2 separate regions of the Homo sapiens genome follow, and region 2 is linked to region 1. A link is a contact called in ENCODE Hi-C data. All regions are on one chromosome and are shown on one strand. Each heading gives the region's core, a stretch centred on a gene start or an enhancer-like site at or near the end of the contact. The rest is flanking DNA. Distances are from core to core; before and after follow the strand shown.

Region 1 (3,736 bases), core at 392-2,891:
GCCCTCGAACTTCTTAATATGATAGCTCAGGACTTCAAGACAGCAAGCATGGAAGCTGCAGTGCCTCTTAAGGTCTAGGCCCTAGCACTCTCACCTGTCATGGCTACTGCATTCTCTTGGTCATAATGAGTCATAATGCCATAATCTCAGAAGGGGAAAATAGGCTCCGCCTCTTGATGGGAGACATGTATGTGCATTCAGAGACAGGGGGACCTTTTGGCTACCGTCTTTGCAGATGTTCTACCACAATTCCCAACCCGAGAGACTTCATTTTGTGTGTTAAGTGCCATACTGTAAGATGTGGGAACACAGTAAATGCTCAAAAAATAGTAATTGGCTGATTGTATAGGTGCCTCCTCACGGTAAGAATAGCACAAAACAGGAAGGTGACATTGGCGACATTGAGAGTTAAACTTCACAGTTTTTTCAAGAGTTTTGTGTCGAGTCCAGTGATGTTAAGGCCAACTCTACCAGTCATGATGAAATCTTTCACTGGAGCACAGGCTCAAACCAGTGCTTTTAGTCCAATTTATTAGAATAAAAATAGGTTAAAACAAAATCTCACTTCTCCTTTTGTAAAAACATCTGCTTCCCATGTCAGACAGCTACAGGTCATTCTGTTTCAGCCAGCATCAAGTTCTGTCACTTCCATCTACTAGACAGCCCTCAAATCTGTCTGTTCCTCTACCTGCATTCCTCATCCTCTTACCTCCGACCTTCCTCACTCATCGTCCAGCCTCCAGACATGCTTCTCTTCCACAGCACAACCAGTGTCATTTTTCTAAAATGCTCATCCTACATGACACTCTTATGCCCAGAGGATGAAGTCTCAATTGCTTAGGAGAGTGCCCAAAGGCTTTTGGGATTTAGCCCTGCCTACGTCTCTGGCCGCTTCCACCTCTGCTCTCCACTTGAATTCTTTACCCCAGGCATGCATGTTTACTTATAGTGTTTGAAATTTTCCTTGAATGTGCTTTTCTGTTTTAAGTCTCTGTACCTTTGCACGTACTGTCCCATGGGCCTGGAATACCCCTCCCCAACTTCTAACATCCACCTGATGAAAACTCCTATTAATGCACACATCAGCTTTTCAAGGCCTTGTCGCACACCAATCCATGCAATTGCGTAAAATGATTTAAAGATAACATTTCTGAGCAGTTTCAGGCTGCAGTAATATTTAATGGTATATCACACAGAGTCACAGACATTGTTGGGTCCTGCACAAAAGCTGGTCCTCCTTTCAATCCTTGCTAAAGGACTTTGATTTGGCTCAGCTTCTCACATTCTCTGTGCTCACCAGGGGCTCAGAAGATGGGTGAGTGGGACCATGTTAGGAGTGATGGGAGCATGTGACTTTTCTCAGAGTGGCCAGAAGATTAGCATCAGGTCAGGGAATGCAGAGGGAGGCTGGGAAGGTAGGCTGCTGTGATGTTTCCAAAGCTCTTCTGTATCAAAGAATTTGGGTGGTTTTTCTATAAAGCCACTCCTCAGCACTCTCATGCCCTAGCCATGTGGATAGACCCCTGTGGCTGTGTTTGTACCAGGCTGTGACCCTTCTGATTAAGGTCACATAGCTGAGCAGTGCTCCATAGCTCCAGGGCTGGACTATGCCAGTATGATTACTCTCCTAAGAATTTGGAATTGAAACTGGAGTCACTAAGTCTTAGTCAGAGCTTGAACTGGGAGGACACAAATTTTGGGAACTGAGTAGAAGCTGTCTTTTGCCCTCTGCATTGAGAAGCACAGAAAAATGGCCCAGAGAGAGACAGACAGACACACAGAGAGAGTCAGAGACAAACTGAGACACGATTAGGGACTGAATTTTGTTTCACTCAAATTCGCATGTAGAAGTCTTAATCTCCAATGTGTCTGTATGTGGAGATAGGGTCTTTAAAGAGATAATTAAAGTTGAACCCAGTCATAAGGGTGGGGCCTTGACCTAACAGAGCTGTGTGTCTAAAGGAAGAGAGATACTGGCCGGGTGAGGTGGCTCACTCCTGTAATCCCAGGATTTTGGGAGGCTGAGGCAGGAGGATTGCTTGAGTCCAGAAGTTTGAGACCAGCCTGGGCAATGTGGTGAAATCCCATCTCTACAAAAAAATAGAAAAAAATCAGCTGGGTGTGGTGGTGCATGCCTGTGGTCCCAGCTACTTGGGAGGCTGAGGTGGGAGGATCACCTGGGCCCAGGAGGCAGAGGTTGCAGTGAGCTGAGATTGCACCATGGCACTTCAGCCTGGGTGACAGAGTGAGACCCTGTCTCAAAAAAAAAAAAAAAAAAAAAAAAAAAAGAAGGGACATACCAGAGATATACCAGAGATGGACATGGCATATGAGGACACAGCAAGGAGGTGGCCATCTGTAAGCCAAGGAGGGAGGCCTCAGAGAATTCACCCCTGCCCACACCTTGATCTTGGACTTCCAGCCTCCAGGACTATGAAAAAATATAAGCCCCCTAGCCTGTGGTATTTTGCTATGGCCGCCCTGGCAAACTAGTACAGACACAGAGAGAGAGAGACTGGGCCACAGAGAAATAAAGAGAAGCAGGGACAAAAACTATGGGATGCCAGAGATTGGTGTGGGAGAGCTGACTGCCCTGGTTGTAGAGGATTTCCATTTCCTGCTTCTCATCCCTTATGGGGCGTGACTATACTTCTTGTCCTTGGGTTCTGCGGGGCTCCCTCTGTATCCTTGTGGTAGCCCATATTTTTCTGAAGCTACTTCTAATGAGTTCCTGTTACATCCAAGACAAAGGCAGAGGCACATGTAGGAGGTAATGATTCCAGCTTTCAGCAGGCTGAGTTTGCAGTACCAGGTGGAGCTGCCCAGTAAGCAGCTCAGGACCGACCTCAAGGCAGAAGAAAGAGCCTACCAGAACCTCCCTGGGACCCAGCCCCATGAAGAAAAGGGCCATTCTATCCCAACCCTAGCCCTAGAACACAGTAGGCGTTCAATAGTCATTTATTAAATGAATGAGTGAAGATGGATTTGCTACATAGTAATAGACATTGCTTTTCGCAGTTGAAGGTTTTGTGAGACCTCAGTGATTCCTGTTTGGAGCAGCAGCTCTCTTGTTAAAGCACCGATAAGGGAGGAACAGAAGGCACAAGGGATTGGGCTTATCATGTACAGACTTCAGAAAAGTCCCTGAAAGATTCTTTTTTTATTTTCTTGCAAATTCCTTTCACAAAATCCCCAACATTAGCTAATTTTCTTCTGTTTTTTGTTTTTTTTTTTTGTCTTTCCTAAAAATGGAACAGGATAACCAGTTGTAGTTCAAAGTCTCTTTTAAGCATTTGATCCTTGAACTTCAATAAACATACACTCTGAACTATTGGAATTTATATTTTTTTTAAGAATTAACATTGGTTAATGACAACCTCAGCTCAGAAATGAAGCTCATTTGAATTGCTTTTTTTTAGGCTGCTTAATGAATTTCTGAGACTTACCTGCTTTCCAGGTATTTTTTCTTTGAGCCTAAAGGCCTAAAATGCAACTTAAAAAACAAATTAGGAGGCATGGACTTACCAATAAGTTTAGTTGGGTGCAGAGGTTTGGGATGACTTTATAGACCTCCAACTACACCGAGAGAAAAGCTGAGGAAGACTAAAGAGACCAAATTCCAGAAGTAACTGATTTGGAAAAGACTCAATGAAAGATTGAGGGCCCTAGTGGTTGTTCTGGGGCTTAAGAAACATAAGTGCTTTTGGCCACTTTACTTGCTTTGAAAACCACACAA
Region 2 (3,736 bases), core at 358-2,857, 120 kb before region 1:
CCCTGGGCCCACACTCCGCCCCTCCCCAGCAGGCCGGGCAACAATTCCCAGGGCCCACCGAGGGGTGCTTAGCTCGGAGGAGGGGGAGTGACGTCACAGCGATGTTCAAAACAAGGCCTCCCCTGGCCCCACCATAGAAAAGCACCAGGAAGGGGAATGTGGCGAGCACTCCAGGAAATGCTCGGATTGGGGACCAGGTGACACTGTAGGAATGTGTGTGCTGGGGGATGGGATGGTGTCCTAAATATGGGTCACCAGGAGCCAGAAGGAGCTCTCTTTTTTCTTTTTCTTTTTCAAGTAAAGCAGAGGAGGTGGAGATTGGGATGGGGGCAGTCCGGAAAAATCACTCCCTAGGGGTGTGAGCTTAGCTCGTGTTGTGCGGATTGTCCCCGTCACAGCCCAATCACCTCTGTGGTGTGCCTAGACGCCCTCTCCCTTACCTCCCCGCTTTCTGGCTTCTCCATCCTCTGGGCTCTGGGTTCAGCCCTGAAAGCCGAACTGTGGGCTGCAGTGGGGAGGCGAGGGCAGGTAGAAACCAGCTTCAGGGGGGGCTCCACCTGGCCCAGGAGCTGGGGGACAACAGAAAAGGCAGGCTTAGGGCATGAGGGAAGGCGCTTCTCCTGCTGCACTGGGGCAGTGATTCCTGGGGGCTCTGCACACACAGGAGGGAGGCTGCAAGTCCACAGCTGCTTTAGCATCTTTCCCTTTGCTGGGGCAGACAGAGTGGAAGATTAAGGCAATTAACCCCAGAGGGCCACTAGAAAACTGTCCACTAGGCTGCCATCACAGACCACTGGAGCAAGGTCCGCTTGGGGATGTCTTTGAGCTTTTTAGATTACTTAGATAATTGTCTTAGTTCTCCATTCGGCCTCCTTTGCTTAGACCAGAATCCCAGGGGTAGGGGAGGATATCCTTGCATCAATGCCCGGCATTCGTTTTCAAACCACCAGGCCGGCAGGCAACGTTAGTCATCGGTGCGACTTTTCAGCGGAGGAAGGAGTGGGGACCGAACATCTGGGTGGCCGCGACCTTGGGCAGATACTCCTTAGCTGGGGGATTTTCAAGTAGAGGATTTGTCAGCACAGTCCCTCCAATTCAGCCCCGTCCTTAGTAGAAAAATTTCTACAATAAACGAAAAGAGCGTTTGGTTTTCGATTGTTTTAAAGACAAAGTGATCCATATTGCCTGTCTACATGGTTGGATTAATCCGATAGTTGCCCTCCTGGGGGCAGACCTCCACGGGAAGTTTGTGTGATGGGATAATTTAATGTCATCTAAGTCCCCTGGAGGGGCGGTTCCCCTAACTACTCACCCAGGAGAAAGCCAGCCAACACCTACCTGATCGTTCCCGCCTCGGGATGGCCCACCTATCGCCCCTTGGCAGGAAAGCCCCCGCCTCGAAGGGCGTTTCGGGGGCTCAGAGCCGAGCTAAGCTGCAAGAGGGGGCCATGGGGAATGCGGGAAGTGAATCTTTAACTTTGGTGCCCGGCTTCAAAAGACTCAGGGCTTCTTGTGTTCAGGCAGAGGTAAATGGAGATTCAAACTGTCGTCTTGCATTAACAATCCGGAATAAAAATAAAATTCGTAAAGGGATAGATGATCGGAAAGAACAAATGGTGCATGTGTGCGCGAACGAGCCCCAGTTTCTCTCCATCCAGGTCCCCAGCGGACTCAGAGCGGCCGCCGCACTCCACGGCCTGGGAGGACAGAGGCCCCGCAGCCTCCCAACCTCGGCTCATGTGGGGGGCGCGCCGCGCAGGGTGGGCGAGTCCCCAGGCCCCAGAGTCTGCCGGAGCCAGGGTGCGCGGTGCGGCGGGAGCCGGCCGTCGGAGGACTGCAGGGCGAAAGCGCCTTCCTGGGGCTGGAGCAGAAGGCGTGTGCCCCTGCACGGACGCGCCTTGGCTGTGGGTGTGGGAAGAAAGGCTTTGCCCCGTGAGACAGACCCACAGACAGCCCCGGAGCCGCCGGCGGGGTGAGGTGGGCTGCAACCTTGCAGGTGGCTGGCTGTTCCCAGGTCTCCGGCCCGGCGCCGCAGCGGACCCAGGCGCCGGGGCCGCAGCCAGCCTTCCTTCCGAGTGCTCCCTTCGCGGAACCCTGCGCCCTGGGACCTTCCTTCCGACGTCCCTCACCCCGGCCGGGGAGTGGCACCAACGCGGACGCACCGCCGGGCCTCCTGCGGGTAAGGCGCGGTCGGCCCCCAGCTCTGAGCCTTCTGGGCAGGAGCCCCGGGGGCCTGGGCCGGGGCCGGTGTTTGCACCTCTCAGGACAGGGACAAGGCCGACACCCGGCTCGGTGCAGCCGGCCTCCCCCGAGGACCTGAGGGCCGACGCCTCCGGGAACCGCTGGTCCTCGCGAGTGGGTCGGCGCCTGGCAGCGCGCGCCGGTGACCTGGTGGTCCGTCTGCTCCCAGGCCGCCCCTCACAGGCTTCCCGCCGCTTCCCCGCGAGCGTCAGCAGAAAAAGGGACGATGTGGAAGCCCGGAGGCCCCTTGGCCGACCCAGGCTGGGGCTCTCAGGCTGGGGGCACCTCACCCCGGCAGGTCCCGCGCCTCGGGAACCCGGGGCCAGGCAGCCGTCCTGGGCGCCCGCACCGCGCACTGCGCGTGCTACGAGCGCCCCCTGCCGTCGGAGGCGTTGTCTCCGCGGCGCCTCTGCCCGCGCCGGGCTCCAAGGGCCGGCTCCGCCTGTCCCCGCACAGCGTCCCCTGGGAACCGGGTCTCCAGAGAAGGAGGCCTGGGGAAGACCGCGCCGCCCGCGTGGGACCCCGCAGGGCCTGGCACCTGGTTTTCTAGGCTGCAACTCTCATCCCTCAGGGTCCGGGCGGGAACAGCCCCATCGGGGAGACCCTCTCAGACTTCCAGGCACAGACCACGGACGCTTTTGTTCCTGGAGTGGAGGGAGGTGACCCGAGACTGGGGCTTTCAGCCACCGCTACGCATTCCTTCCAGGCGGCCCTTTTAATTGACGTACACGTTACAGAAAAAGCAAGGCCGCTCCATCCAGTGAATTACATTGTGGGAGATGCCAAGGAATGTATTTACTGGCAGCCAGGTTTGCCAATAAAAGTTGCAAATAAAGACTGCTGGTTTCCAGGAAAATGTACTTCTGTTTTTTAAACACTCCTTAGTCTTAATTACCAAAAACTGAGCCTCCAAAGAACCGGTTTCGAGAACAGGACCAGTGAGTGGCGGTGCTGGCGAGGCCTCACACCCCCACGTGCAATCACACACCCCGATGTCGCCTATGGGAACAAGGACCATGCACACCTATGGCTTTGCCCACAGAGAGGCTCGCCCGTATTTACATACGCAGCAGACACAGACACAGGCGAAACGTTGGCACACAGAGAGGTATGCGCTCGGATTAGGGCTGTTTAGTTTGGAAGTGAAGAAATAAGAAAAGACAAACTATGGCAAACAGGCGAATTTCCACAGAAATAAATGTCTGCGAGGAAAGGAGGCACTTGCTCTGTAGTGTTTAGTTATGGTCGCCCTGGTAGTTCTTTTTAGTCCGACCGGGTTGACTATAAATGAAGGCAGCAGAGAAATGCAGAATTTACATTTACTAAAGGTCCGCTTTGGCTTGGGGTCACAAGGACCCCAGTGGGAATTAGAAAATCTCCCCACTCACTAGATGGAGCAGCACCTCCCCCCACAAAAAAAGGGGTTTGGGGCAGAGTGTGCACGCTAATGAGAGGCAAATTTATTCCATGTTTCTCCAATCTTAAACACGGACAC

Evidence for each region. A loop is a pair of places that touch in the nucleus more often than their neighbours do. Pooled maps may share reads with other maps.
Region 2: a pooled map shows a loop between it and region 1 (2.2-fold over the local background). The contact joins the promoter of FOXCUT here to the enhancer-like site in region 1. A Hi-C loop is called at or near these places in 1 of 50 pooled maps.

Annotation. Positions count from the first base shown.
Region 1 is chr6:1,479,361-1,483,096 of GRCh38, reverse strand. The region is part of intron 3 of LOC102723944 (a long non-coding RNA gene); the gene reads left to right. Among named protein-coding and RNA genes, the nearest start is that of MIR6720, 91 kb to the right of the region's middle. Within about 2 kb of position 1,641, at least 6 of the 41 ENCODE cell types and tissues checked have a DNase peak (open chromatin) inside an H3K27ac peak, as active enhancers do.
Region 2 is chr6:1,603,402-1,607,137 of GRCh38, reverse strand. FOXCUT (FOXC1 upstream transcript) reads right to left here and starts at 1,607. Exons shown (of 2, transcript NR_125804.1): 1 at 1,339-1,607; 2 at 1-1,122. RefSeq lists enhancers at 46-546, 547-1,047 and silencers at 2,349-2,418, 2,469-2,888.